Linked DNA regions of Homo sapiens: region 2 is linked to region 1. Evidence: chromatin loops called from intact Hi-C (ENCODE). Cell type or tissue: endothelial cell of umbilical vein. All regions are shown on one strand. Each heading gives the region's core, and the rest is flanking DNA. Links, peaks and the distances in the headings are about the cores only.

The links. A loop is a pair of places that touch in the nucleus more often than their neighbours do. Peaks named below come from ENCODE experiments on the same cell type or tissue, not always from the same donor. Only the 100,000 strongest peaks of a DNase experiment are listed, where the experiment ranks them.
Region 2: it touches region 1 in a loop (20-fold over the local background); 6 of 110 quality-filtered maps call a loop at or near these places.

The regions. Positions count from the first base shown.
Region 1 is chr4:143,549,425-143,565,739 of GRCh38, reverse strand. It overlaps SMARCA5 (SNF2 related chromatin remodeling ATPase 5), which reads right to left. Exons shown (of 24, transcript NM_003601.4): 23 at 15,636-15,743; 24 at 8,254-12,621. The coding sequence ends at 12,556. It also overlaps the pseudogene GUSBP5. Among named protein-coding and RNA genes, the nearest start is that of SMARCA5-AS1, 43 kb to the right of the region's middle. RefSeq lists enhancers at 6,017-6,116, 6,247-6,356, 6,367-6,526. In endothelial cell of umbilical vein, for the core only: a CTCF peak has its summit at 6,700 (motif pointing left); a DNase peak (open chromatin) is centred at 6,509; H3K4me3 peaks cover 1,062 bases; H3K27ac peaks cover 430 bases.
Region 2 is chr4:144,139,424-144,155,528 of GRCh38, reverse strand. GYPA (glycophorin A (MNS blood group)) reads left to right here and starts at 14,811. Exons shown (of 7, transcript NM_002099.8): 1 at 14,811-14,930. The coding sequence starts at 14,894. LOC105377460 (a long non-coding RNA gene) reads right to left here. Exons shown (of 11, transcript XR_002959803.2): 9 at 11,314-11,412. In endothelial cell of umbilical vein, for the core only: a CTCF peak has its summit at 12,391 (motif pointing right); no DNase peak of the experiment used is centred there.

The DNA.
Region 1 (16,315 bases), core at 2,927-10,926:
GAATAGACAATTCTCAAAAGAAGACATGCAAATGGCCAACATCGGAAAAATTGTTCAGCATCACTAATGATCAGGCAAATGCAAATCAAAACCACAATGCGATACCACCTTACTCCCACAAGAATGGCCATAATTAAAAAATCAAAAAATAACAGATGTTGGTGTGGATGTGGTGAAAAGTAGAACTGCTGTTTGATCCAGCAATCCCAGTCTTGGGTATCTACTTAGAGGAAAAGAAATCATTATATGAAAAAGACACTTGCACATGCATGTTTATAGCAGCACAATTCACAACTGCAAAAATATGGAACTAGCCTAAATGCCCATCAACCAATGAGTGGATAAAGAAAATGTGGTATATAGATACCATGGAATGCTACTCAGCCATAAAAAGGAATGAAATAATGGCATTCACAGCAACCTGGAAAGAGACCATAATTCTAAGTGAAGTAACTCAGGAATGGAAAAACAAACATCGTATGTTCGTATGTTGTAAATGAGAGCTAAGCTACGAGGATGCAAAGGCATATATAAGAGTGACATAATGGACTCTGGGGACTTGGGGGAAGGGTTGCGGGGGTGGTGAGGGATAAAAGAGTACACATTGGGTACAGTGTACACTGCTTGGGTGACAGGTGCACAAAAATCTCAGAAATCATCACCAAAGAACTTTTTCATCCAACCAACCAGCACCTGTTCCTCCAAAACTATTGAAATAAAAAAAAAAAAAAACAGGCTGAGCATGGTGGCTCACACCTGTAATCCCAGCACTGTGGGAGGCCAAGGTGGGTGGATCACGAGGTCAGGAGTTCGAGACAAGCCTGATCACCATGATGAAACCCTGTCTCTACAAAAACAAAAAACAAACAGAAACAAGTAGTATCTGTTGATATTGTAAAGAGCAAATCAAACTACTGTTATAGCACATGTGGTTTTCTAATGAGAAAATGCTTATAAAGTATGTCTAGAGGGGAAAATCCTGCTCACTTAAATAGGATAAATTATATCTTCCAGAGGTCCTAATAAGAGTGAGTGAAGAACAATGAGTCAGGGACCCCAAGAAGATACTGAGTTATAATTACCATGTCCATATTAACAACATAAAAGAAAACTTATAATTTAGATGACTAATAAGGCCTTTCATTCTTTCCTACCACTTTCAGGTTTCTCTTACTGTTTCCGGGGTGTTAGTGTTGAAAATAATGATTCTTAGGCACTTTTACAGAATAGCAATATTTAGTAACCACGATTTGGTATAAAAGGATATCAGGTTAATTTATATACAATTTTGCAAGAAAAGTGTGGTAACTTACTGATCTTTTTCTGAAACATACACGAGCCACAAGAAATGCTAACAATTCTGTATAGTATAGCAGTTCGCCTCTCAGTTGTGTCTTATGCACTGCCATGTTTATACATGGGATCCTAACCTTTTAGACTGAAATACATTTAAAAAGTTATAATCTTCAGGTCTCAGAAACAACATATTTAGTTTATATATTTTCTTTCCATTAAGAAAAGGTTTAGCATTTGAGTAAGAACATGACACATTCTGCTTTCTTAATATCATATTGTCTTTAGCATATAACCACCTTTAGATTAAAAACCTGGAGGAAAATGGTTATTTGCCAAAAAATAATTTTCTTCCCTCAACATTTAGGTGAAAACACAAGGCACAAAGTGAAATACAGCCTGGAAGAATATTTATAGAAAGACAGAATTGTATAGAAAGGTATAGAAAGACAGAATTGCCTGACATAAAAATTATTTTAGAATATAAAACATAATTTTAGAAAATGATAAATATGATGGGGTATAATTATTTATTCATAATTCTGGAAAAGTAATAAAAATACATTCACTATATTTAACCAAAAGCATAAACATTCTTTTAAAAAGTAGTACTTGTTATTCATTATGTGCCTTTTTAAACTAATTCAATTATCTTTACTGTATATGATTTTCTCTATATAGATTTCTATTCTGTATGTTACATTCTATTTTTTACTTACAAGCAAATCATTTTTTAAACTCAAATGTGTTAACTCTCTTGAAGTCATGTGCTATCAATAAATAATAAATAATATTGAGAATATTACCTTGAAAAATCAAAAAAAAAAAGAAAACAAGTTATGTTCTTCCAAGATACAATGATGAAATAAAGACTGATAAACATTTCCACTTCAAAATGGAGAAATAGGCCAAAAATAAGGGGCAACAGGCCCCACAGAAATCTGCAACCCAGTAGGGCAGACATTAAATCTTAAAGCTCCAAAATAATCTCCCATGACTCCATGTCCCACATCCAGGCCACACTGGTACGAGGGGTGTGCTCCCAAGGTCTTGGACAGTCAGACCCCTATGACTCTGCTGGGTGCAGCTCACATGGCTGCCCTCATGGGTTGGAGTCGAATGCCTGTGGCTTTTCAAGGCTGAAGGTATAAGCTGGCTCTTCCACTCTGGGATCTGGAAGGCAGTGGCCTGTTCCTACAGCTCCACTAGGCAGTGCCTCGGTGAGGACTCTCCATGGGGGGCTTCAATCTCATATTTCACCTCAGCACTGCCCTATCGAGACTTTCTACAGGGCCTCCACTCCTGCAGCAGGCTTTTTCCTGGGCACCCAGTCTTTCCACTATATCCTCTGCAATCTAGAGGAAAGTTGCCAAGGCTCCACCACTCTTGCCTTCTGCCTGCCTGCAGAACTAACACCATGTGGAAACCTACAAGGCTTATGGCTTGTGCCCTCTAGAGCAGTTGCCCAAGCAGTATCTGGGGCCCTCTGAGCTGAGGCTGGAGCCAAAGCAGCTAGGATTCGGGGAACAGTGTCCTGACTCTGTACAGGGTAATGGGGGGCCCCAGGCTTGGTTCCCAAAATCATTCTTTCCTCCTAGACCTCTGGGCTTGTGAAGGGAGAGGCTGCCTTGAAGAATTACCTTCAATAATTTATAATATAACCAGGAATCAAATTTCTTATTACCTTTCTTCATGGGTTTTCTGGCCTCTAAAATGGAAAAAAGATTAATTCTGTTCCTAGAGATATGTATCCAGCAAGAAGATCTGTTAACAAGTCAGATACCAAGCAGAGTTAACCACACAGTAGAAAAATGTGCCCGTACACGCTGTCATTGGGTGCCCACATCAACCTCTAATGTGAAATTTAAGTAATAGAAAGAGGAAAAGTATTTTTTAAATGTACCAAAACATGAAAAAGTTTTATTGACTGGCAGAGGTAAAGTTAAAGTAATAGATTTACCAGAAGGTAGAAATACTAGTTGAGGGTGTTGTTTCCCCCACCCTCCTACAAAATGCTGCTTCCACAGTTTCTCCAGAATTTGCAGTTACTTTCTGACTCCACATATTCACTACTCCCTGATTTCAGAGGAGGGTCCAAATCTCTTTATTTTCCAAATTGATCACTTTGAACCCTGACATTTTTAGGCCCCAGACCTTAACAATAAGCCTCAGTCTTCTTTACCAGCTCAATCATTTCTACCTGCCATCTTTCGTTCTTCTCAGAAAAAGCTCACTTTATGGGCTGATACCTGGAACCCTAGTGGTCATCAGAAAATGGGGTTTAATACTTGGCAGTCACATGCATGCTTGATATTTCCCAATCTCAATGCCTAGGATGGCATATCCCCTCTGTCTTGTAACCAGAAAAATGTCATTTGTCCTCAGACTAAAGAGATCATGGAGAACTGTTTCAGCAATAGATATGGAGCAAGGAAGCATTATTCTTTCCTATGCCTGCATGGAACAGCAACTGAGGTTACAAATAATACTCCCCTGTTTTCAATCTTTCGATGGCTTTCTATCACAAACTATTTTGTGGACTTAGGGAAAAATCAAAACATATTTCTTGTCTACAAGACTGTAAAAGCTCTATTTACATGATGTGGCCCTAACTAAGTCTCCATTATTATTTACCACCTCTCTCTCCCTCCCCCACTACACTCCAGCCATGGTGTCTTACTGCTGTTCTTCAAACATAACAAGCACTTTCCCATCACAGGGCTTTTGCACTTGCGGTTCCCCCACTCCTCCTAAAGATCTTCACACAGATGTTTGATGGTTAACTCTCTTACATTATTCAGTTTTTCATCCAAATGTCATTTCCCCGGAAACAACTTTGCTGACCACCTTAAGGCAACAACCCAACATCAGTATCTGCTTACTCTGTGTTGTTTGTCTTCACAGCAGTAACGACTTTCTGGATTTTTATATGTGTTTGTTTATGCATATGTGTTAGCATATAAACTCCATGAAGGCTGAGGTTTTGTCAGTTCTCTTTATTGTTTTATCTGTGGTACCTAGAATGGTGCCTGATACAGAAAGGTTCTATATAAATGTATGTTAAATGAAGGATTTGACCAAGGAGTATCATCAAATTTCCTGTTGCCTGAGCCAGTAGCTGACTTCTCTGTTGCCCCTTGCTTTCAAGCAGCTGGTTGAGTAATTGTATTATACACATTGGGTGGCCAACTGCCATTCTGAGACCTAATTTTCTAGTTCTAAAGAAACTATAAAATTGATCTGAAGAAACTACTAGAGCCAACAATAATTCAGGAATTCATCCCACCATCTGAGCACTAATTTCTTGACTTTCCTCTGAAGATAGGTGCTAGACCTTTGGCAAACAATGGCAGCAAATGACAGGAAAAGTCAAGTTAAGACCTATTTTGCCTTAGCACTGCTATATTCCTATGGTCACAAGTGTTTCATAGTATAATCACATCCTCTTGTTTAAGTGGCATAGGCTTAGGATTGTTATTTTTCTTTAGCATACACATAAACAGGGGCCAAAATTGAACTCAACTGCTGTATATTGGCTACATCAAATATTGCAGTAAGAATCTGGACTTTGGGGTTTGAATGGACAAATCTATATTATAATTTTCCTCTGATATTTTACAAATAAACTTTTCCATCAAGGAGTCTACACACACTGGTTCTACATTTTCTTTACCATCAGATCCTGTTTTGAACACTACCATGCCACTGAAGAAAACTGTTCTCTCCAAGGTCAATCTGCACTGACCTGTATCAGTCATTAAATCCAATGCCTCCTTCCAAATTTTCCACAGCAGCTTTCAAAACCTGTGACATTCTGGGTCTCCTCCCATAACTGACTCCCACTTTACAGGCAGTAAAATGTAGAAGACAATGCATGGACAATAAAGTTATACCATTCTGGATCAAGCAAATCTGTTCCAGTTTTGAATTCTCACTCAACCACCTATTGGCTACACAACTTTAAACTAGTGGGTTCACAAACCCCTAAGCTTTACTTTCCTAACCTATATAATGGAAGCAATCATATCCACCAAATGTTGTGGTTATGAAAACTAAATAATAATATTGTCTTTTGGCACACGGTTAGACATTAAATGAATGTAAGTTTTCATCTTTCTTTTGTATCCTCTATCACTTCCTTGACTATTTTGTCTTCTTTCAACAAAGTCTCTCCTGTTATTTTCATTTATTCCATTAACTATCAGTTTTTGAAGGGCTCATGTAAATATTCAGCTCCACACTTATTGAAAATTTCTTAATTACTTACAAAATTTGTAAGTCACTGATATGTGACTTACCTAATGTAATTACCCTAATGTAATGCCCCACGGGGTGGGACAGGAAGGTGGGTGTCTGCGGTGGAAGCAGGATGGTACCCACGTGGAGGTGTCGGCCATGTCGAGGATGCTCCCTGGTGGCAGGGTGGAGGAGATGAGCATGTTGCCGATGGTGATAGTGATGCGGAGGCGGGAGGGCAGGGGCCCCACCTGGAACAGGCTACTGATGTCGGTGTCAAAGGGGAGGTAGATCCCTCATGCTCTAGCGCGTCGACCCCATTCACCCACACGATGGCATAGGAGTGGGCACTGACAATCCTCAGTACCACTCTTGTGTGCAGGTCCTGGGTCCATTGCTCCAGGAAGGTCACCTCCCGTTCGTACCACATCTGGTCTACAAAATGCCGCAGCCGCCAGTCCTGGCCAACGTCGTTGAAGCTGGAGGGAACCGGTATGTCCATGGTGGAGCCCGACTCTCGCAGCAGACGCCGATACCACTACTCCTAGAAGCCAAGGCACAGTTTGTCGAAGAAGTCGGCGCGGAAGCTCCAGAGGCGGTCCAGCTTCTTCCGCTCCCGCGACGGCCTCTCTCTTGGGTACAGCATCCCGCCCTGCAGCGCCAGCGCGCAGCCCCACAACAACGGCCCGAGCGCCTACCAGGCGTCCGCCGCCCCCCGGACCATGCTTTCCGCTCCTCTGCTGGGCCGCCGTCTGCGGGCCTATCAGCAGCGCGGGAGGAGCCCTGCGGACTGGTCGCGCGCGACGTGACGCGCCAGTCGCGCAGAGGGAAAGTATTTTTTTAAAACCAAGAGATTTGAACTGACGAACAATTACAAATACCCAAAGTGATGATTTGTCCCCCTGTGTTTAAAAGTCTTGGTGCTAGACAATCAAGGATGTTTCCAACATGTACGTAGAAGACTCTGACCTTCTAGCACCACTGTTCGGGTGTTAAACCCGGCCTAGTCCTACGTGACTGCCTGCGCCTTTCTGTATTCTAGTCTTTCACTCCCAGCTGCAGCTGGTAGCCGGCAGCGTTTGACCTGCAGTGGGCAGCTCACCTTTGTTCCTAACACTGCCATCTCGCGGATGGGGTCTGCAGCCGCCAATCAGAGCGTCAAGGTGAGCCTGGGGAGACCTCTACAGGTGCCTGTGGTTTCATTGTAACTACCTAAACTATTCATTCTCTTATCAAGCACCCACCCAGTTCCAGTACTGTCCAGTTACAATAAGGAGCCCAATGATAATTTTTTTTAAAGATTAGTTCCTGCTGTGAAGAAACTAAACTCAGCGTACTCTTGAAGGAGCTCCCTCTAACTTATCTTACGACTATTAAGGGTGAGAAAAAAGCACTGTGGCGTCTGCAGCATTTAGATTGGTAGGAGTATTCTGCAAGACTTGTGCCATTACTTTTATCAAGTTGGCTCCCAGGGAAAGAGGTGGCTGGGGAGGAGGGGGAGCGCAAAAAATAGGAGGCTGGGGGAAAGCCAATACCCAGAGAAAAGACCTTTCTACAACTGGAAAGCATACTAAGAAAGCAAACCTATCCATCTACTGGGATTAAAGGGCATATAAAATGAAAAAAAAAAAAGTTACTCCTTGCAAAGCTAGGATGACCAGATGGCCCCTTGCCACCTCCCAGAAGGGAATCTGAAAGTCAGCTAATCACCAGCCTGTTTGTGAGGAAGAGCCAGTAAGAACTCCGCCTTTGCACAGCAAATCTGTATCATCTATTCTTCTTTTTCCCTCCACTCAGGATCCCTACACCCAGCCAGCATGGGCATCAAGGAAAGCAGGCTGGTAAACTTCAGGGCAGAGATCCGCTTCTGAAGGCAGCTAGTAATGTCTCACCCAGCTAAGCCTTGCTACTAGGCAACAGCACTGCCTCACTCAAGAAATTATCAATCTGCATCAGGCCAGATGCAGTGGCTCACACCTGTAATCTCAACATTTGGGAGGCGGAGGCAGGCAGATCATTTGAGGCCAGGAGTTCGAGACCAGCCTGGCCAATATGGTGAAACCCTGTCTCTACTAAAAATACAGTAATTAGCCAGGTGTGGTGCATGCCTGTAGTCCCAGCTATCCGGAAGGCTGAGCCAGGAGAATTGCTTGAACCTGGGTGGCAGAGGTTGCAGTGAGCCTAGATCGCACCACTGCACTCCAACCTGGGTGACAGAGCAAGACTCTGTCTCAAAAGTCACTAGTGTGCATGAGACACAGAAGCTTTGACAAAAATTCAAACAGCCATGGAGAAATACCGATGGTCTACAGAAGCAGTGCTTAGTCCTTGCTAGAATTCTCTAGTTTTGAAACATGGGAATAAGTAGAACTGCCAATGTGTCTGATGAGTAACTGTGGTATTTATTGCAACTGAGCTCTAGAAAGAGGCTACTGTTGTCTATGATCTGTCCTTTCCCCAACCACCCAGGCATCTCTTTGTCCACTCCAGTGATGTCTGCAGACCACCCTAATGTCACCTCAAGAGGGGTGAACCAACCTTCCACTGGCCAGCATAATAGCCTTGGAGTTTCATCTCAGATTTCATAGTGAATTCGGCTTTCAGGGCAGGATTTAGTTTGGGATGAAAAAGTGTTTCCATTAAGTATTGTATTTGAATCCTGGGTTCTTCAATGATTGAGGAAGACTAATAAAGAAAAGTTTACAAATAATCACATGAACTAAATTAGGACTTCAAAAGTTTAATGAAGTGAAATAATCTCTACTTATCTCTATTTCTTTTCCCAATTTATTCACAATCTATATACATAAAAACTCCTTTGGGTTGTCTACATCAAAAACAAGAATTTCTGTAGTAAGCAAACTATATGCATATTCTTTGTATTAATAAAATATTTTTGTCAATGTAGTGTTTACATTGTTTATATTACAAAGTTTCCAACATTAACTAAATTCTGATAAACTTTCTTCTTGTACTGGAGATACATGATATGCAACATTAAATATTGGTGTCCTAGAGATAAGAGCCACACACCTTGTATGCTGTAGAGTTAAAGGCAAGTACCTAGATCCTCAATCTTCTCATAGCCTCATTACCCCCCAAAAAAGCTGTCATTAGAGCTAGGGAATCTCTCCGGACACAAGGGAATCTGTGGTAACAAAGAATGTAGACCCATGTTGCCAGTCTTGAGTATCTCAGGTGAGGTGCCAGTCCACTTCTGAAACAATGCTTTGCCTCTTATGCCTGTGGAGAAACTATTCCACTTCTTCATTTTTTTCATTTAGAATCATATCATTTCAGTCTTTTTCTTCTTACTTCAATTTTGGTTCTTGTAGCATAGTCTTTTCTGGTAACTACTGTAAAGTTAATGCTGCAAAAGCCTATTTAATCATTCTAATAAAAACCTTAACAGATCCAAAACGATTCTGGGATGTACACAGCGAAGTTAATTCTGCAGCACTGCTCCACACCAAGAATGTATTTTGCCCATTATCTGTCATCTGAGGGATGCCCTCACCTTTGATCTTGACATCAGATTCCAACAGGCAAAGATACATTTTGGTAACAGCTATGTACATATACAAAATATGTATATATTTTGGTAACAGCTACTCCGTTAATACATGTCTTCTAGCATTCCATTCATTTGGATTTATGAGTTCATCAATCCACCTTGTGTCATTAATCTACTTTGTTTAAATTACCCTCCTTAGTACCCATTTTTTTAGCAATGTTCTACTCCAAAACTACTGGTTTGAAATATAGTAGCACATCCTTTCAAAAAGATTTGTTTTTTAGATTCAAAGGGATAGAACAAGATGAAATTTATTTTTTACTCAGAATTTTTCTGAAAAACCACAGGGGTGTTTTACAATGCTTTTTAAGATCGAGATTAAGAAAGGTACTAAGCCAAAGATCATTTATATAATCATTTATATAATTAAATCCAGATTAGTTCAAACAATCGGCATATATTAAATACTCAAAGGGCAGATGGAGCAATCCTTATCTGAAATGCCTGGAACCAGAAGTGTTTTTAGCATTTTCCAGACTTTAGAATACTTGCATTATACTTATCAGTTCAGCATCCCTAATCCAAAAATCAGAAATGCCCTAATGAGCATTCAAATTATGGAGCATTTCTGATTTTAGATTTTTTGATTAGGGATGCTCAACTTGTACTCTATGCTTAGGATTTGCTTCTCTCAACTTTATGAAAAACAAAATGTAGGCCAGGTGTGGTGTAGGCTCACAACTATGATCCCAGCACTTTGGAATGTAGGCTTACACATGTAATCCCAGCACTTTGAGAGGTTGACGCAAGAGGATTGCCTGAAGTCGGCGTTTGAGACCGGACTGGGCAACATAGCAAGGCCCTATCTCTACAAAAACTAAAAAAACTTAGCTGGGCGTGGTATCTGTAGTCCTAGCTACTTGGGAAGCTGAGGTGGGAGGATCACTTGAGCCCTGAAGTTTGAGGTTGCAGTGAGCTGTGATTGCACCACTGCACTCCAGCCTGGGTGACAGAGCAAGACCCTGTCTCTTAAAAGTAGTAATAATTACACTTTATAATAGCCTCCAGCACTTTGTCAGATGTACAATTAAGCAATCTTTCATGCTTTGTTGTTAAAAAAAAAAAAAGACATTTATTCAGTATCATGATCAGATTATTAAAACATTTAGCAATCAACAGCATGGGTACAAAACAAAACAATCTACACTGAAACCCTGTGTTGGAATGCTTTACTTTCCACAGAACAGAAACTATTATACAATTAGTCACAAATACAGTCATCAAGTTCTGTGATCGTGGTGGCTTTGGTGGCAGCCATGGTGGTGGTGATGGATATGGTGGCAGTGGGGATTGCTATAATAGATTTGGTAATGATTGAAGCAATTTTGGAGGTGGTAAAAGCTACAATGATTTTGGCAATGACAACAATCAGTCTTCAAATTTTGGACCCATGAAGGGAGGAAACTTTGGAGGCAGAAGCTCTGGGCCCTATGGTGGTAGAGGCCAATACTTTGCCAAACCACGATACCAAGGTGGCTAAGGCAGTTCCAGTAGCAGTAGTGGTTAAGGCAGTTCCAGTAGCAGTAGTAGCTGTGGCACTGACAGAAGATTTTAATTACTGCCAGGAAACAAAAGCTTAGCGGGAGAGGAAAGCCAGAGAAGTGACAGGGAAGTGACAGGTTAAAACAGATTTGTGAACTTGGCCAAACACAGTGGTGGCAGGGCCTAGCTGGTTCATGCTTTTTTTTCAAGTGAGTTTCCCTTCACACAGTTTCCATTTGAGTCCCTAAGCTCTCAGGGCTACCACTATACTTGATTCATTTTGCATTTCCACTGTGTATCTCCCTCCCAGTTTCTCCTCCTCTTGAAAACATCACTTTTGTGACCTCCGTAAGTTTTCTTCAGCCTTACATTTTTTCAATTTCTTCCAAACTGAGGTGATAACTCTTACAAATTCTTTTTCCTTTCATAAGTAACCATTCCTCATGCATGTATTAGACCTTTAACTGTTAAGAATCTAACATAGTATTTAAAAAGTTAATTTTGAGGTAGCACTAAATTCAAATTACTTTACAATTTGCCATAAATACTGCGTTTTGCTTGACATTAACAGCAGCAATTCCACATTTCAAGAAATTAAGCAGTATTAGTAATACTGCAGGTATCAAAATTTTTTTTTTAAATCTTCAATTACATGTGGGCAGATGAAAACAACTACTAATAGAAATTTAAGGGAAAGATATCCAATTAAGGGAAATGTGTCCTAAAGGAAAAAGTGAATAAAAATTGAGAAAACAATTAAAGAAATGGAAAGAAAAGACCACTTTACGGATTATAAAAGTTATATTTATTCACGATGCTACATTTATTGCATTCCCTTAGAAAAATGGAGAACTGTTTATGTACCCAATCTGCACATATAAAATTTTATACAAATTATGTGTAGCACATAAAGGCCTCTGGTACAGCTAAAATCCTGACACTATAATTTGGGTATTCCTGCTTTAGGGTCTCCAGTTTATCAGGTCTGTCCATAGAAAACAGAAACTGGAATTATAGTCAGTCTTGCTAACACTTAGAAACTACTTTAAAATACAATAAAATTTTCATTTACCCTAAAAGTCCAAATGGGAGGGGATATATTTTGTTACCAATTTCAATGTAACAGTATGACAAATTCACACCTCATTTTGGCTGGGCTTTCAAAATTAAAAAAAAAAAATCACCTTAGTTCTGACATTATCTAAGTTGTGGCTGCTTCAGAAGGTCATATGACAAAATATTTACCAAATAATTAAAAATAATAATAATAATATTCCTTTTACAAAATGGTACAGTAATACCTTAAGGAACCGGAAAATACTAAATGTCTTTGGCTATACAACTAAAAGGCCATTCTTTCAAAAGAATAGGGCATATTCATTTCAGAATCAACTAAAAAAAACAGAAAGCATAACAGAAATATGCATAGAATTTAAGTATACTTTGTCTTGCCTTCTTTTCCCATTCTACCCACATAAGCAAGGAGAATGCAATTTATATAATCTTTCCAGATGAGACTCAATAGCACTACAAAGAAAATACCCAAATTTCTGCAAAGGCAAAGTGAATTAAAATAATTACACAACTAGGTGAAGACTGAAAGGGACAAATGTTATTTGCAATTTTCTTTTTAACTTGTTTTTAAGCCTTACAAGTGTAGAAATTATAGCTAATAAACAAAAAGTCACAATCTTCACAAATGGAACTACAATAGAAAAATAAATCAAATGAAACACTTAGTAATAAATGAAGCCTATTTTATTACTTCAAGTGTTAATGATAAAAAAATTTCAGCACAGCTGTTGCATTTAAAAAAGTGAAACTACATACTATGTTTCTAGCTCAGTAAACAGATGAACCTGATGTCTTTAAATGACATAACAATTGAGCATTGTACAGTACATCTTATGAAGACCCGTAAATTAAAGAACTACTGGTTTAAAGTTAGTGATTATGAAACAAAAACATATTCATAGTTTCAGCTTCTTTTTTCTTCCTCGACCATCAGGTGCGCCATCCATTTTACGTTTCTGTGTCTACAAACAGACAGAAGGATTACTTTTCACAAGACTAATATAAACATGAAATATAGTTGCAGACACATTATAACACTTTAGTAATAACAACTACTACAAAGTAATAGGTATGAGACTTTTCCCCCAGGCTATATAAATCTTTCAAAGCAAACTATAAAGCCTCCAAATAATCTTACCTACTTATTTTACTTACAGAATAAAAAATGTTAATGTTAATAATGACGTTATAAAACTAATGCACAATTAACAGTAGTAGATCAATATCAAATAAATGCAAGCTTCCCAAAATAGTAAGAAACACTTGAGTTTTTAAAAGGCAGTTACATAAGTACCAAATATTATCCAGAGATACTCATTTATTCATGACTTTATAAATTAACCATTTTTTATTAAATTAACTATTATTAAATAACATTTTTTCCCTTTAAGTGTTTGCCTTCACATTGCTAAAACATCACTGAAATAATCAAAGCTTAGAGACTAACAGTAAAAGTCATAATACCACTGCTTTTCCAATGTTTCTTAAATTATTCTAAAATTATAACTTGTATTCTCAATGAGATGTGTACACACTTGACATTTACGAGACATACTTTCCTGATTTTCACGAAGCCCCATATTAAGGACTACCATATCATCAAGAAGTGATTTTTCCCACACAACCCAGTCAAGCTAAATTTGTACTTTTTAAGTATTTCAAGGAAGTCCTAGCTACAGCAATCAGACGAGAGAAAGAAAGAAAGGACATCTAAATCGGAAACAAAGAAGTCAAATTGCCCTATTTGTAAATGACATAATCTTACATTTGGAAAAACCTAAAGACTCCATCAAAAAACTATTAGAACTCATAAACAAATTCAGTGACACTGCAGGATACAAAATCAACATACAACAAACAGTAGCATTTCTATGCCAACAGTGAAGAATGTGAAAAATAAAAAGTAATCCCATTTACAGTAATTACACGTGAAATAAAATACCCAGGAATTAATCAAAGAAGCGAAAGATCTCTAAGATAAACTATAAAACACTGATGTAAGAAACTGAAGACACAAAAAAATAGATATTCCATGTTCATGGATTAGCAAATTCAATATTGTTAAAATGTCCATACTACCCAAAGCAATCCACAGATTCAATGCAATCCTTATCAAAATACCCATGACATTCTTCACTGAAATAGAAAAAAAAATACTAAAATTTATATGGACCCACAGAACACCCAGAAATAGCCAAAGCCACCCTAAGCAAAAAGAATAAAACTGGAAGAATCACATTACCTGACTTAACTTATAGTACCGAGCTATAGTAACCAAAACAGCATGGTGCTGGTATAGAAACAGATACATAGATCAGTGCAACAGTGGAAAAGAACAGAGAACCCAGAGATAAGTCCGTAAAGTCCATACATCTACATGGAACTCATTTTTGACAAAGCTACCAAGAACATACACTGGAGAAAGGACAGTCTCTTCAATAAATGGTAATGGGAAAATTGGATATCCATACACAGAAGAATGAAACTTGACCTGTATCCCTAACTATATAAAAAAATCAAATCAAAATGTATTAAAGACTTTAAGTCCTCAAACTGTGAAACTACAAGAAAACATTGGGAAAACTCTCCAGAACACTGGACTGGGCAAAGATTTCTTGAATAATACCCCACAGGCAACCAAAGCAAAAATGGACAAATGGGATCACATTAAGTTAAAAAGCTTCTGCACAGCAGAGGAAACAGCAAAGTGAAGAGACATCCCACAGAATGGAAGAAAATATTTGCAAACTACCCATTTGTCAAAGGATTAATAAATAACCAGAATATGTAAGAGCTCAAACAACTCTACTGAAAAAAATCCTAACAGTCCGATTTAAAAATAGGCAAAAGATCTGAACAGATGATTCTCAAAGGAAGACATACAAATGGCAAACAAGCATATTAAAAGCTGTTCAGTATCACTGATCATCAGAGAAATGCAATCAAAACTACAATGAGATAACATCTCATCCCAGATAAAATGGCTTTTATCCAAAAGTCAGGCAATAACAAATCCTGACAAGAATGTGGAGAAAAGGAAACCCTCATACACTTTTGGTGGGAACGCAAATTAGTACAATCACTGTGGAAGCAGTTTGAAGGTTCCTCAAAAAACTACAGATAAGAGTTACCCTACTCCTAGGTTTACACCCAAAAGAAAGTCAGTATATCAAAGAGATATGTGCACTCCCATGTTTACTGCAGCACTATTCACAGTAGCCATGATTTGGAAGCAACCTAAGTGTCCATCAACAGATAAATGGATAAAGAAAACATGGTATGTATACACAATAGAATACTATTCAACCATAAGCAATGAGACCCTGTAATTTGCAGCAACATGGATGGAACTGGAGTTTATTAAGTGAAATAAGCCAGACACAGAAAGACAAACTTGGCATGTTCTCACTTATTTGTGGGAGCTAAAAACTACAATTAAACTCATGGAGACAGAGAGAAGGATGGATACCAGAGGCTGAGAAAGGCAGTGGGGGTGGGGGAAAGTGGGGCTGGCTAATGGATACAAATAAATACAAAGAGAGACTAAGACCCAGTATTTGATAGCCCAACACAGTGACTACCGCAATAAATAATTTAATTATACATTTTAAAATAACTAAGAGTTAAACTGTTTGTAACAGGGATAAATGCTGGAGGTGATAAATACCCCATTTACCCTGATGTCCTTATTACTTATTGCATGCCTGTATCAAAGTATCTCATGTAACCTATAAATACATACTTACTCATAACAACTAAAAATTAAAAATTATACCACTACCTAAATTTGAAAGTGGAAGAATCTCAAATTATGAGCTTGGGTTCTCCCTTAAGGAAAAAAAAAAAAAAAAAAAAGTAAAGGCAATGGAGGGGTGCACAACAGGGACTAACACATCAATGACAGCCAAGCAGTGTTAAATACTTAGAAAGGGGAAATTTACATAATCCACATATTTACATATTCATGAATACTTACTGAAGGCTTTGGTCCTCGTTTCTTTTTCTCTGCCTTCTCCTTTTCTTCTAGTTCCATGTTTTCTCTTTCAATCAAAGTAATTAAGGTATTACATCTCCTCTGGAGCTCCTAAATTATAAACAAACATGGTACACGCACTTTCCATCCACAAGTTTCATGATTTCAATTTTAAAACAAGGTATGTTTTAATAGGATAATATATAAAACCACTAATACACCCCTGATTTAAAAAAAAAACAACTGATTTTCATATACAATTCATGCTATGAAGATTAAAGGCAAGATATTTGTAAATAATGTTTTTACTCCAATCTTTAAAGCCAAACTACTGTGTATTCTTCAAAAATTCTTCCTTCACTTAGGAATTAAAGCAATAAAAATGAACATATGCAATACTGCTACTTAGTGTGTATGTCTGAGAACTACTGTGCTACTTATATCCAAAACTTAAAAAGATTAATAGTGCACATATGTGAGGGTCAAAAACAACAAGAACTTTAACAGGTGTGTATAATCTTTCCCTTCAAAGTATCACTAGAATTATGGTAGTCAATCAATCACATGGCACCTTTCCCAATTTTGGAAAACCAGCCATGGAAGTCTACGATGAGTTCTACCTCATCTCTCTCTGGCAAACTGGACATACAGCCTCCAGAAAAGATTTAAAGTATAACATAGAA
Region 2 (16,105 bases), core at 8,106-16,105, 580 kb before region 1:
AAAACACAAAAACAAAATTAGCCAGGCGTGATGACGGGAGTCTGTAGTCCTAGCTACTCAGGAACCTGAGGCGGGAGAATGGCGTGAACCCAGTGGCAGAGCTTGCAGTGAGCAGAGATCGTGCCATTGCACTCCAGCCTGGGTGACAGAGTGAGACTCCGTCTCAAAATAAAAAAATAAAAATAAAATAAAAGAGAGAGAGAGAGAGAAATAACAGGGCATTAGCTCTTATACATGTAAATTTATAAGTCTTTAGAATATATGGATATTGAGTCTGACTGTATATAAAAACATACCTTATGTCTAAATTGGCTTTACTCTAGAACGAAATGTCACTTTAAAATTCAAAAATACCTCATCTTAATCTTTTCCAGAAAAAAATAAAAAACAAAAATAGATTTATGTAAATAATAAAATTTATTGATAAAAAGAGGAAAATGATATGATAATTGCAATAGCTGCAGGAAAAGCACTTGATAAAATTTAACAACATTTCATGATAAAGTTTCTCATAACTAGAAATACAACTGTCTTATTTGACAAAATGTGTCTACTACTATCACTTTATTAAACTTATTACTGGAGGTTCTAGACAGTGCAAAACAAGCAAGTGTGTGTGTGTGTTTGTGTTTGTGTGCATGCACATACATATAACGTAAACCTAGCATTATTTACAGACTAATAGGATTATGTACATTGAATATACAAAATAATACATAAAACTATTAGAATTAATGTGAATTTTAGAAAGATAACTTGATATAAAATCAAAATGAAAATATTGTATTTCTATATAAAAATAAACAATTGAAAATTTAAAGTAAACAAGCCACATACAATAGCATAAATCTAATAAATAATGAGGAAGACTTCTGCATAAATAATTACCAAACATTGATGAGAGAAACTAAAGAGAACCAAACAAATAGAGTCAGATACTGTGTTCATGGATTGGAAAATGCAATACTGTTAAGGTTTCAATTCCTCCCCAAAAGATTTAAGGATTTAATGCAATTCCAGGACATTCTTTTGGTGGAAATTAACAACCTGATTCTAAAACTAATAGGTGAAAGTGCATCTCTACATCCCGCCTCAAAGATGTAAAATATCAAAGGCTACCTTGAAAAAAGAATATGTAAGTTCATAAAAATAAGAAAGAAAGAAGTAAAACTGTCTCTATTTTCAGATTATATGATTGCTTACATAACAATTATAGAAAATACAAAAAACAACTACTAGAAGTAATACGTGAAGTTAGCAGGGCAAAAGAAAAAAGCTAATTTGCAAAAGTCAGCAAAAATATCCAGTATCTGCACAGAAATATCAATTTTATCTTATTATTAGATGGAATAGTCTGTGCCTGAATGGCAAAGCTGGGCTATCAAAGTATGTACACTCAAAAATACACTTTTAAGAAGGAACATGATCTAAAAGAGAAAGTGCATCCATTCAGCCTTGTAGAAAGTGTAGGATTGGGTGGAGCCAAGATGGCCGAACAAGAACAGCTCCAGTCTACAGCTCCCAGCGTGAGCGAGGCAGAAGACGGGTGATTTCTGCATTTCCAACTGAGGTACCAGGTTCATCTCACTGGGGAGTGCCAGACAGTGGGTGCAGGACAGTGGGTGCAGCGCACCGTGCGTGAGCTGAAGCAGGGCGAGGCATTGCCTCACCCGGGAAGCACAAGGGGTCAGGGAATTCCCTTTCCTAGTCAAAGAAAGGGGTGACAGATTGCACCTGGAAAATTGGGTCACTCCCACCCTAATACTGCGCTTTTCCAATGGGCTTAACAAACGGCACACCAGGAGATTATATCCCGCACATGGCTCAGAGGGTCCTACGCCCACAGAGCCTCGCTCATTGCTAGCACAGCAGTCTGACATCAAACTGCAAGGCGGCAGTGAGGCTGGGGGTGGGGGGGTGCCCGCCATTGCTGAGGCTTGAGTAGGTAAACAAAGTGGCCGGGAAGCTCGAACTGGGTAGAGCCCACCACAGCTCAAGGAGGCCTGACTGCCTCTGTAGACTCCACCTCTGGAGGCAGGGCACAGACAAACAAAAGGCAGCAGTAACCTCTGCAGACTTAAATGTCCCTGTCTGACAGCTTTGAAGAGAGTAGTGGTTCTCCCAGCACGCAGCTTGAGATCTGAGAACTGACAGACTGCCTCCTCAAGTGGGTCCCTGACCCCTGAGTAGCCTAACTGGGAGGCATCCCCCAGTAGAGGCGGACTGACACCTCACACGGCCGGGTACTCCTCTGAGACAAAACTTCCAGAGGAACGATCAGGCAGCAGCATTTGCAGTACACCAATATCTGCTGTTCTGCAGCCACTGCTGCTGATACCCAGGCAAACAGGGTCTGGGGTGGACCTCCAGCAAACTCCAACAGACCTGCAGCTGAGGGTCCTGACTGTTAGAAGGAAAACTAACAAACAGAAAGGACATCCACACCAAAATCCCATCTGTACATCACCATCATCAAAGACCAAAGGTAGATAAAACCACAAAGATGGGGAAAAAACAAAGCAGATAAACTGGAAACTCTAAAAATCAGAGTGTCTCTCCTCCTCCAAAGGAACGCAGCTCCTCACCAGCAACGGAACAAAGCTGGATGGAGAATGACTTTGATGAGTTGAGAGAAGAAGGCTTCAGAAGATCAAACTACTCTGAGCTAAAGGAGGAAGTTCAAACCAATGGCAAAGAAGTTAAAAACCGTGAAAAAAAATTAGACGAATGGATAACCAAAATAACCAATGCAGAGAAGTCCTTAAAGGACCTGATGGATCTGAAAACCAAGGCACGAGAACTATGTGACGAATGCACAAGCCACAGTAGCTGATGCAATCAACTGGAAGAACGGGTATCAGCAATGGAAGATGAAATGAGTGAAATGAAGTAAGAAGAGAAGTTTAGAGAAAAAAGAATAAAAAGAAACAAACAAAGCCTCCAAGAAATATGGGACTAAGTGAAAAGACCAAATCTGCGTCTGATTGGTGTACCTGAAAATGACGGGGAGAATGGAACCAAGTTGGAAAACACGCTGCAGGATATTATCCAGGAGAACTTCCCCAATCTAGCAAGGCAGGCCAACATTCAAATTCAGGAAATACAGAGAACGCCACAAAAATACTCCTTGAGAAGAGCAACTCCAAGACACATAATTGTCAGATTCACCAAAGTTGAAATGATGGAAAAAATGTTAAGGGCAGCCAGAGAGAAAGGTCAGGTTACCCACAAAGGGAAGCCCATCAGACTAACAGTGGATCTATCGGCAGAAACTCTACAAGCCAGAAAAGAGTGGGGGCCCATATTCAACATTCTTAAAGAAAAGAATTTTCAACCCAGAATTTCATATCCAGCCAAACTAAGCTTCATAAGTGGAGGAGAAATAAAATACTATACAGACAAGCAAACGCTGAAAGATTTTGTCACCACCAGGCCTGCCCTAAAAGAGATCCTGAAGGAAGCACTAAACATGGAAAGGAACAACCAGTACCAGCCACTGCAAAAACATGCCAAATTGTAAAGACCATCAAGGCTAGGAAGAAACTGCATCAACTAATGAGCAAAATAACCAGCTAACATCATAATGACAGGATCGAATTCACACATAACAATATTAACCTTAAATGTAAATGGGCTAAATGCCCCAATTAAAAGACACAGACTGGCAAAATGGATAGTCAAGACAAATCAGTGTGTTGTATTCAGGAAACCCATCTCACATGAAGAGACACACATGGGCTCAAAATAAAGGGATGGAGGAAGATCTACCAAGCAAATGGAAAACAAAAAAAGGCAGGTGTTGCAATCCTAGTCTCGGATAAAACAGACTTTAAACCAACAAAGATCAAAAGAGACAAAGAAGGCCATTACATAATGGTAAAGGGATCAATTCAATAAGAAGAGCTAACTATCCTAAATATATATGCACCCAATACAGGAGCACCCAGATTCATAAAGCAAGTCCTGAGTGACCTACAAAGAGACTTAGACTCCCACACAATAATAATGGGAGACTTCAACACCCCACTGTCAACATTAGACAGATCAACAAGACAGAAAGTTAACAAGGATATCCATGGATTGAACTCAGCTCTGCACCAAGTGGACCTAATAGACATCTACAGAAGTCTCCACCCCAAATCAACAGAATATACATTCTTTTCAGCACCACACCACACCTATTCCAAAATTGACCACATAGTTGGAAGTAAAGCTCTCCTCAGCAAATGTAAAGAACAGAAATTATAACAAACTGTCTCTCAGACCACAGTGCAATCAAACTAGAACTCAGGATTAAGAAACTCACTCAAAACTGCTCAACTACATGGAAACTGAACAACCTGCTCCTGAATGACTACTGGGTACATAACAAAATGAAGGCAGAAATAAAGATGTTCTTTGAATCCAACGAGAACAAACACACAACATACCAGAATCTCTGGGACACATTTAAAACAGTGTGTAGAGGGAAATTTATAGCTCTAAATGCCCACAAGAGAGAGCAGGAAAGATCTAAAATTGACCCCCTAACATCACAATTCAAAGAACTAGAGAAGCAAGAGCAAACACATTCAAAAGCTAGCAGAAGGCAAGAAATAACTAAGATCAGAGCAGAACTGAAGGAGACAGAGACACAAAAAACCCTTCAAAAAAATCAATGAATCCAGGAGCTGGCTCTTTGAAAAGATCAACAAAATTGATAGACTGCTAGCAAGACTAATAAAGAAGAAAAGAGAGAAGAATCAAATAGACGCAATAAAAAATGACGGGATATCACCACCGATCCCACAGAAATACAAACTACCATCAGAGAATACTATAAACACCTCTACACAAATAAACTAGAAAATCTAGAAGAAATGGATAAATTCCTCCACACATACACCGTCCCAAGACTAAACCAGGAATTTGAATCTCTGAATAGACCAATAACAGGCTCTGAAATTGAGGCAATAATTAATAGCTTACCAACCAAAAAGAGTCCAGGACCACATGGATTCACAGCCAAATTCTACCAGAGATACGAGGAGGAGCTGGTACCTTTACTTCTGAAACTATTCCAATCAATAGAAAAAGAGGGAATCCTCCCTAACTCATTTTATGAGGCCAGCATCATCCTGATACCAAAGCCTGGCAGAGACACAACAAAAAAAGAGAATTTTAGACCAATATCCTTGATGAACATTGATGCAAAAATCCTCAATAAAATACTGGCAAACCGAATCCAGCAGTACATCAAAAAGCTTATCCGCCATGATCAAGTGGGCTTCATCTCTGGGATGCAAGGCTGGTTCAACATACAAAAATCAATAAACGTAATCCAGCATATAAACAGAACCAAAGACAAAAACTACATGATTATCTCAATAGATGCAGAAAAGGCCTTTGACAAAATTCAACAACCCTTCATGCTGAAAACTCTCAATAAATTAGGTATTGATGGGACACATCTCAAAATAAGAGCTATCTATGACAAACCCACAGCCAATATCATACTGAATGGACAAAAACTGGAAGCATTCCCTTTGAAAACTGGCACAAGACAGGGATGCCCTCTCTCACCACTCCTATTCAACATAGTGTTGGAAGTTCTGGCCAGGGCAATCAGGCAGGAGAAGGAAATAAAGGGCATTGAATTAGGAAGTCAAATTGTCCCTGTTTGCAGATGACATGTGTATATATCTAGAAAACCCCATCGTCTCAGCCTAAAATCTCCTTAAGCTGATAAGCAACTTCAGCAAAGTCTCAGGATACAAAATCAATGTGCGAAAATCACAAGCATTCTTATACACGAATAACAGACAAACAGAGAGCCAAATCATGAGTGAACTCCCATTCACAATTGCTGAAAAGAGAATAAAATACCTAGGAATCCAACTTACAAGGGAGGTGAAGGACCTCTTCAAGGAGAACTACAAACCACTGCTCAAGGAAATAAAAGAGGATACAAACAAATGGAAGAACATTCCATGCTCATGGGTAGGAAGAATCAATATCATGAAAATGGCCATACTGCCCAAGGTAATTTATAGATTCAATGCCATCCCCATCAAGCTACCAATGACTTTCCTCACAGAATTGGATAAAACTACTTTAAAGTTCATATGAAACCAAAAAGAGCCTGCATTGCCAAGTCAATCCTAAGCCAAAAGAACAAAGCTGGAGGCATCACGCTACCTGACTGCAAACTATACTACAAGGCTACAGTAACCAAAACAGCATGGTACTGGTACCAAAACAGAGATATAGACCAATGGAACAGAACAGAGCCCTCAGAAATAATGCCGCATATCTACAACTATCTGATCTTTGACAAACCTGACAAAAACAAGAAATGGGGAAAGGATTCCCTATTTAATAAATGGTGCTGGGAAAACTGGCTAGCCATATGGAGAAACCTGAAACTGGATCCCTTCCTTACACCTTATACAAAAATTAATTCAAGATGGATTAAAGACTTAAATGTTAGACCTGAAACCATAAAAACCCTAGAAGAAAACCTAGGCAATACCATTCAGGACATAGGCATGGGCAAGGACTTCATGTCTAAAACACCAAAAGCAATGGCAACAAAAGCCAAAATTGACAAATGGGATCTAATTAAACTAAAGAGCTTCTGCACAGCAAAAGAAACTACCATCAGAGTGAACAGGCAACCTACAAAATGGGAGAAAATGTTTACAACCTACTCATCTGACAAAGGGCTAATATCCAGAATCTACAATGAACTCAAACAAATTTACAAGAAAAAAACAACCCCATCAAAAAGTGGGCAAAGGATATGAACAGACACTTCTCAAAAGAAGACATTTATGCAGCCAACAGACACATGAAAAAATGCTCATCATCACTGGCCATCAGAGAAATGCAAATCAAAACCACAATGAGATATGATCTCACACCAGTTAGAATGGCAATCATTAAAAAGTCAGGAAACAACAGGTGCTGGAGAGGATGTGGAGAAATAGGAACCCTTTTACACTGTTGGTGGGACTGTAAACTAGTTCAACCATTGTGAAAGTCAGTGTGGCGATTCCTCAGGGATATAGAACTAGAGATACCATATGACCCAGCCATCCCATTACTGGGTATATACCCAAACGATTACAAATCATGCTGCTATAAAGACACATGCACACGTATGTTTATTGCATCACTATTCACAATAGCAAAGACTTGGAACCAACCCAAATGTCCAACAATGATAGACTGGATTAAGAAAATGTGGCACATATACACCATGGAATACTATGCAGCCATAAAAAAATGATGAGCTCATGTCCTTTGTAGGGACATGGATAAAACTGGAAACCATCATTCTCAGCAAACTATCGCAAGGACAAAAAACCAAACACCACTTGTTCTCACTCATAGGTGGGAATTGAACAATGAGAACACATGGACACAGGAAGGGGAACATCACACACCAGGGACTGCTGTGGTGTGGGGGGAGCGGGGAGGGATAGCATTAGGAGATATACCTCATGCTAAATGATGAGTAAATGGGTGCAGCACACCAACATGGCACATGTATACATATGTAACAAACCTGCACGTTGTGCACATGTACCCTAAAATTTAAAGTACAATAATAATAAAATTAAAAAAAAATAAAAGAAAAGCTACTCCTGCTTGCTTCTGGTTGCATTTGCGTTGAATGTCTCTTTCTACCCCTTTACCTTAAGTTTATGTGAGTCCTTATGTGTCAGTTGAGTCTCATGGAGGGAGCAGATAGTTGCTTTATGAATTCTTATCCATTCTTTAATTCTGTATCTTTTAAGTGGAGCATTTAGGCCATTTATATTCAATGTTAGTATCGAGATATGAGGTACCATTCCATTCATTGTGCTATTTCTTGCCTGTATACCTTGTTTTTTAGTTGTTGTTGTTTGTTTGTTGTTGTTGTTGTATAGGTCCTGTAATATTTACTCTTTAAAGAGGCTCTGTTTTAATGTTGTTCCAGAATTTCTTTCAACATTTATAGCTCCTTTTAGCAGTTCCTGTAGTGCTGGCTTGGTAGTGCCAAATTCTCTCAGCATTTGTTTGTCTGAAAAAGACTGTATCTTTCCTCCATTTATGAAGCTTAGTTTCGGTGGATACAAATTCTTGGCTGATAATTATTTTGTTTAAGGAGGCTGAAGACAGGGCCAAAATCCCTTCTAGTCTATAGAGTTTCTGCTGAGAAATCTGCTGTTAATCTGATAGGTTTTCCTTTATAGGTTAAGTCATCCTTTTACCTCACAGCTCTTAAGATTCTTTCCCTCATCTTAACTTTAGATAACCTGATGACAATATGCCTAGGCAATGACTTTTTGCAATGTATTTCCCAGGTGTTCTTTGAACTTGTATTTGGATGTCTAGGTCTCTAGCAAGGCCGGGAAGTTTTCCTTGATTATTCCCCAAAATATGTTTTCCAAACTTAGATTTCTCTTCTTCCTCAAGAAGGCTGATAATTCTTAGTTTGGTTGTTTAACATAATCCCAGATTTCTTGCAGGCTTTGCTTGTATTTTCTTATTCTTTTTTCTTTGTCTTTGTTGGTTTGGGTTAATTTGAAAACCTCGTCTTCGAGCTCTGAAGTTCTTTCTTTTGCTTGTTGGAATCTATTGCTGAGACTTTCCAGAGCATTTTGCATTTCTATAAGTGCACCCATTTTTTCCTGAAGTTTTGATTGTTATTTATGCTATCTATTTAATTGAAAATTTCTCCCCTCATTTCTTGTATCATTTTATCTTTTTTTTTTCACTTCCTTAAATTGGGCTTTGCCTTTTTTGGTACCTCCTTGATTAGCTTAATAACTAACCTTCTGAATTCTTTTCCACGTAAATCAGGGATTTCTTCTTCATTTGGATCCATTGCTGGTGAGCTAGTGAGATTTTGGGGGGGTGTTAAAAAACCTTGTTTTGTCATATTACCAGAGTTGGCTTTCTGGTTCCTTCTCCTTTGGGTAGGCTCTGTCAGAGGGAAAGTCTAGGGCTCAAGGCTGTTGTTCAGATTCTTTTGTCCCACGGGGTGTTCCCTTGATGTAGTACTCTCCCACTTTTCCCAGGGATGTGGCTTCCTGAGGGCAGAGCTGTAGTGATTTTTATCCCTGATTTTTATCCCATGCAGGTTGTCAGGGAAGTTGAAGTCACAGGCCTCACCCAGCTCCCACATAACCCGAAGGGCTGGTCTCACTCCCACCATAGCCCCTACAACAGCACTGAGTCTGTTTCAAGGCAGTGGGTGAGCAGGGCTGAGAATTTGCCCCAGGCTACCAGCCTCCCAGCTGCAAAAGCAAGTAGGGCTTTGGTACTTCCCCACCTGTGGAGTCTGCACACTGGATTCATGCCCTCCCCCAGGTTCTGGCCAGGAGACTTCTCAATCTGTTCAAATTGTTACAAAGTTCAGCTGGAAGTTTCCTTCTCTTTGTGACCATTTCCCAGTGCCTCTGGTAGCCCTCCTCAAGGACCCCTGAGAGGCAAGGCAGAAATGGATAGCTAGGGAACCCTGTGAGCCCACAGGGCTTTTCGCGCTGCTTTCTCTAGCAGTGTATGTCACTTGGCTCTCTAAATTGACTCAGCTCCAAGTAAGGTCAAAATCTTCTCCTGTGATCTAGACCTTTAGGTTCCCCAGTGAGGATGTGTGTTCAGGAGCTGACTATTCCCCTTTCCCACTTCCACAGTTTGCAGTTTGGGCTCCCACAGCATTTGGGGTGTCTCCTGAGACCTGCAGGAGCAATTCACTTCCTTCAGAGGGTCTGTGGGTTCTCTCAGCTTTCCTGATTTATTCCTGCAGTCAAAGTTCATGATACAAGCCTCCACACGCTGCTTTGTCTGTCCAAGTGGGAGCTGCAATCCAGTCCTGCCTCCCATCCACCATGATCTCTGGAATACATCTGAAATGTTCTATGTCTTGATTTGAGTGACAGTTTCACACATATACTCATGTATGTGTGTGTGTGTATATGTGTGTGTATATATATATATGAGTTATACACTTACAGTTTGTGAGTGTTACATTTTAATAAAAATAAATCTTAGAAATGACTACATATTTGTTCCTTTTCTTTTATCAATATACTTCCGCTAGTATTCATATAGAGAAACAGGGCTAAATTCATGTTTACAAAGGTAAACGGCAGAATGAATTGATATCCTAGACATTGAAAAGAACAAATGTGAGATTAAAATTTCAAACAGTTTTGAAAACTACTACATTGTGTACTCTTGCACTATCTCTCTCTTTCTTGATATCAGACCATTGCTCATGCTGCTTTCTCTGCTTAAAATGTTCTTAATTCTCCCGTGACTTGTCTACTCATCCTTTAGGTCTCATTGCTTGCTCTGGAAAACCTTTCCAGAACCCCAAGTCTGAGTTAGGTACCCCTCTTATGTACTCTTATAACACCCTTTGCTTACTACTATCATCCACTTGACACTCCATAATGCAGTTGCCTTCTTAATTTGTTTCCCAATTAAGCTGTCAGTTCCTGAAGGGAAACTTGAGTTACTGAAGGTTGTATCTTCCACACTTGGCACAGTGCCCAGTAGGTGCTCACAAATCATGTGTTGAATTATTATTTGGATGTAGAACAAGCTGGACCTATCAATTCTCAGCAGAAAGATCATGTATGATTCCTGATTCCAGCAGTATAGCACAATGGACTTAGAGGCAACTGGGAACAGTTAATCACTGTCTACGTCACCATTGTAGTGATGAGAGTTTCTCACTTCTGGGGTTTCTTCAACACACATCACATCTCATTATAATTTTAAAGAAAGGAAACTGAAAATTGGATTAAAGAAATCTCATCACTAGAAGGTGTTGAAGAAGACTCCTAAATAAATTAGATTTCCAAACCCAAATGCCAAAAGCTTAGAAAGAGTATAAATGCATGTGATGGATTGCGTTTTTGCTCCCAATTATTAGGGCCCTTCCTGTAAGTGTTTTATATATCCTCACCATTGAACTATGACTTGCAGGACTTCCATTTGGAAGAATTATATTTACTTGTCCCATTGAGGTCAGCTTGGCCACTGATTTACTTTGGTTAATAGAATGTGAGAAAAAAAAATAACACATACCATGTCTGAGAGGAAGCATTAAAAGCCATTCCTTATTTGGCCTTTTTCCCCCAGTTTGCAACAAGAACAGCATATTCCAAACGGAGGTGGCTCCTTCAGTCTTGATCCTGGAACTTGTCACCATCATAGACCAAATGTAATGTGAGCAGGAAATGAACCAGTGTTGCTGCAAGACACTGAGATTTTGAGGCCTTACCACAGTAAAACCTAATCTAAGAAATGGAAGCAAGCATCAGGTGGAGCACTTACCAGACTCAAGAAAGCCTATTTGTCCCAAGAGACAGCCAGTCCTTAGCTCTCATGGATTGTCACAATGTAGACCTGCATGCTAACTCTTGCCAGATCTTCCTGTAAGAGGAGCCAAATTTTTAATTAAATCAATTCCTGATTTTAATTAAAATATACCTTCTTTTTAAATGTTGGCAGCTAAATCCATACGTTTAAAAAACACTTAGGGCAAATCAAATCAGGTAATACACCCATAATCTCTTTTCCATTCCATAGTTTGCTCATATATAAAATAAGAATGCTAATATCTGTTCTGTCTCTCTAACAGGGTTATTTTGAGCGTTAGATTTATCTTACCTTGTAGTTGTTTTTTTATTTAAAAAAATTTTGAAATGATAAACTAACAAAGGTCAGGGAAAGTTCTTAGATTACTCTGGCAAAGCAGGCTGGACAATTCTAAGGCAACGAGGTACCACGGAGGCTAGTAGTATAAACCACTGTGCCTCCACTTTCCTGCCCCTCCCCTGTTCTCCACTCCTCCATGCAAAACATGAAAAGCACACTTCTCCACTGGCAGATCAGACTAGCATGCAACCATCTTCAGGAATAATCTAAGCCTGAAATAGTTGAGAGGTAAGTAATTGACAAAAATGAATGGTTCTCTGTCATGAAACAAGCAAGGTATAAGTTTGTGTTGATCGATCCAAGTTGCCTTTCCTAGATTATAACATTGAACTTCATCCTTCTTAACTACGTCATAGAAATGACTCAGGCAATTCAAAAAATAGCCTAAAGACATGTAGTATCAAGAAAATTGGATAAGTTTTTTATGTTTGATCAAATGCCTCAAAAGTACTTGTTTTATTTTATGCAAAGAGTCAAAATTCTTAAAAGATGTGGATTTATCTAATAATTTGCATGATATAGCTCATAGGTAGAATTTTATGATAATTCTGAATGTGTACTTCAGTAAAAATATTTTTGAAAAAATTAAAGAAGATTAGGGAATGCCTGAAAAAGAAATATGTAATCTGACGTATATTTTTTTCTGTTGCATTTTCAGGGCTCACATTTTTTCCTTCCATTGTGCAGATACGCCACTAGAGGGCACTATATGGCTCTGCTTCCTCACACCTTGTGTGAGGTGCTGAATCTGACCTCTGATTTCCTCATTGAGAACCCTCCAGGTTTTGACTTACTTTAATAGGGCCAGGTACTCTATAGGGCATTGTGCCAGATGCTGGAAACAGAACAACAGAGACAGGACCCACAAATACAAAGCAACAGATTGTTCACAACAACCTGAGACAGGTGTTAATAAACAGGCATGTGTAAGCACTACAGGAGTTTAGAGAATTGCTAACGATGTGATTCTGCAGGAAAGGAAAGTGGGAGGTCATGGAAGAGAAAGCACTCTCAGACTCTGACCAGTCCAGGCTGAAGGAGGTATGAAAGCTGAATTTTAGGCTGAGTTTCCTTTTCGTTTTCCCCTTCCTGCCTTAGCAATGGACCTCCATACTGGAGGGAACCTGAAGCTAGGACATGACATAGGTTACCCGCAGGATATATAAAAAATGATCAGCCTATACACCCAGGACTGCCTGTGAGAAGTTGCTTTCCTCTGCACTGCAATATTTATTTGTCATTTATTGATTTGAGAAATATTTATTGTCAAGTGTGCCCCAAGCACTCATTGGTAAATAAAATAGTCATAGGGTGTGCCCACTTAAAAACTGTAGTCCAGTAGAGACACAATGATTGCAATGTAGTGTAATAAGTCCTATGATAAGAGAAGAAGATGAAACCACACAAGTATAGAGCAGGGGCACCTGACAAAGACAGGAAGTCAGGGAAGGCTTTGTGGAGGAAGTACTATTCAATTGAGACCCCAAGCAGAATTGGAGGCCACTTAAAAGAGTAGGTGTATTCCAGGTGAAGATAGCACAACCCAGGAAAAAAAGAATCCAATAGGATTTTATTTGTGTATATACAATTTTCAGATCTTGCTGTTTTCCACTTATCCATTTTATCCTGAGTCTCCATATCTTTATTTTTGAAAACATGATTTTAATAGTTGCTCTAATAGTCCATCGTAAGAATAGTGACATTTATTTACCCATTTTCAGAAATAGCATTTTTAAGACTCATGCTAATCGCTCTCCCTTTGTCAATATAAAATTGTGTGAAATAATTCTTACTGCTTATATGAATATCAACAACATTTCCTTTACTTGGCTGACTCTTGAGCACAATTCCTGCAACTCAACCTGATATCCAGCCATAACAAACACTGAATTTATAGAAGGTATTAATTTATTATGTATTGTTTAATTTTAACTTTTTAATAAAATTTGCTGCAGTTGTTTTACATGAATTGGCAGGGCCTTAAGAGGCATTCTGGATTCTTGTCCTGCTGCTCAGATTACCCCCTCTGTGTCATTCATTCTTCCATCCTCCCCAAGTCTGCATCTCCGCTGCCTCCATCCACTAGTCCCTCATTCTCAGGCTCCTCCCTCTCTGGGATGCTCTGCTGATACTTATCTCCATCTTTCTCCAGTAAATAATTTTTTTTCTCTGTCGCCCAGTTTCCTGAAGCTGCAAACATTAGCTTCATAAATGATTTTTTTAAACCACACTTTGGGTAAATATGTATGTATGTTATATGTGGCAAATTGCTCACATAGCAAATTGATTTTCTGGGTCAGGCAGGAAAGACTTTCACAAAAATCTTACAGGAAGTAAGATGATTTAGATGGAGTATCCAGTCACCTTCTGTTGAACCATTTCAGACCTAATTTATATTTTTTGTTCTGTCTGCCTTTAAAATTGAGCTTCCTCGCATTTTCATACCTTTCATTTTAACCTACTTTACTCATAAGGTTTTTGGTTTGTTGGGTTTTGTTTCTGACTGTTTGCATTTATTGTCTTGGTATTCATTTATGCTTACTTAGCAAGGTATATTTCAGACAGAAACAGCTCACTGGTTTCATAGCTGCGCAGTACTAGCTCTTCAGTTCAAACTCTCTTTTCACTGAAAGATCTGTTGCATCTCATGTCTCTTACATTGCTGTGTGGCTCACCATGAGTTTGGGAGTCTTTCAGAACCTCAGAACACTCAAATGATTTAAATTTCTCAAATACATTCATTTCACATATAGGAAGTCACTTTCATTTGGACCACTGGGTCTTGACATTAGAAATGAGAAGGTCCATGGCTCCACAACAGCTACCTCAGCCTGGCACGTGCCCTGGCCTCAGAGATTCACAGTCCAGTTCTTTGTCCAGTTGGGTGGCTCCTGTCTACCACCTTACCATGCCCACTTAACTGATGCAAAGTTAATATCACAAGTAGCAACCTGTTCCTTGCAGTGAAAATTTTACTTACCACTTTCATAGCCCCAAGATATCCATGTATCTTTATTAACAGGCGCTTAACAACTTGCATCATTTAAAATGCCTCCCCTGCCTATCAGCTGATGATGGCCGCAGGAAGGTGGGCCTGGAAGATAACAGCTAGCAGGCTAAGGTCAGACACTGACACTTGCAGTTGTCTTTGGTAGTTTTTTTGCACTAACTTCAGGAACCAGCTCATGATCTCAGGATGTATGGAAAAATAATCTTTGTATTACTATTGTCAGGTAAGTGATTTTATTTCATCTTGGTTCTGTTATATTGGGTATGAGATCATAGAATAAAATATGAACTACCCTATTTTAGTTCTATCTTATTTAAATCAATAAATGAGTAGTATTTCCTCTTCCAGTCTGGTGGATGGATTTTACTGGAACTCAGCTACCAATGTGGGGGAAATGGCACAAGGGAGCCCAGTATTTATGGCCAAATCCAGTTTTCTAGTATGAGAAGCTTACTTCAATTCTAAGTCTAGCTAGAATTAAAATAATTTTATCAAATGCTATGAGAAATACCTCTCTGTGAATAAATGTATTGCTTTGTTTGAGTTATAAGGAGATTCATTTCCAAACTAAAGAGTTATTAACGAAGATGTTGGTAGCTATATGGCTTTTAGTTTTCAAAAGGTATAATTTCCTATTTCTGCCAAATGGCGAGAAGCCAAAAGCATGAACACTGAAACCGTGGGGAGTTGTTCGCTTCTCTGTGGGTCCATTACTAAAGTGTCACATAGGAAGAAAAAAAACAAAAACAACTCTTACTGGCTTAGGTATCCTGTGAATTTTAGGAGAAATTTAAATCCATTAAAATAAAGAAATATCATAGGGTTATTATTAAATTGTATTAATTCAATAATTTGAATTTAACTTAGTTTAAATTTAATTATTAATTTAGTGTCTTAAATTAACATGATTTTGGCCTCTTTCTGAGAATATTATAGTTAAACATCCTCTCAAGTGCAGTGCTTATGTGTTAGCAATACTAGTGCCCAGCACACAGCGGGCAGGCAGTTGCTTGAAACATTCTGAGTCTATTAGACATTGCTGTATCCCAAGTGAGAGCAAGTATCAAGGAGCTACTGAGCACTCTGTAGCACACAGGGAGGAGAGATCAGCATTTTCTAAGATACCCTAGGGGAGGATAAAATAGTGCAATAGTTAAGAGCACAGGCATGAGGAACAGACAGAACTGGGTTCAAATCTACTTTTACTTCTCAAGGCTGGGGAACATTAAGGCAAATTATGTGCCCACATTTTTATGTGTCCTCGTCTTTAAAATGCAGGCAGTGTTGGTACTTACCTCATAATAATTGCATAAAGATTAAACAAAATATTTAATGGAATACACTTACTGATGCCTGAAACAAAGTAAAATGTTAAGATTACTATGCATTTTCTGTGAT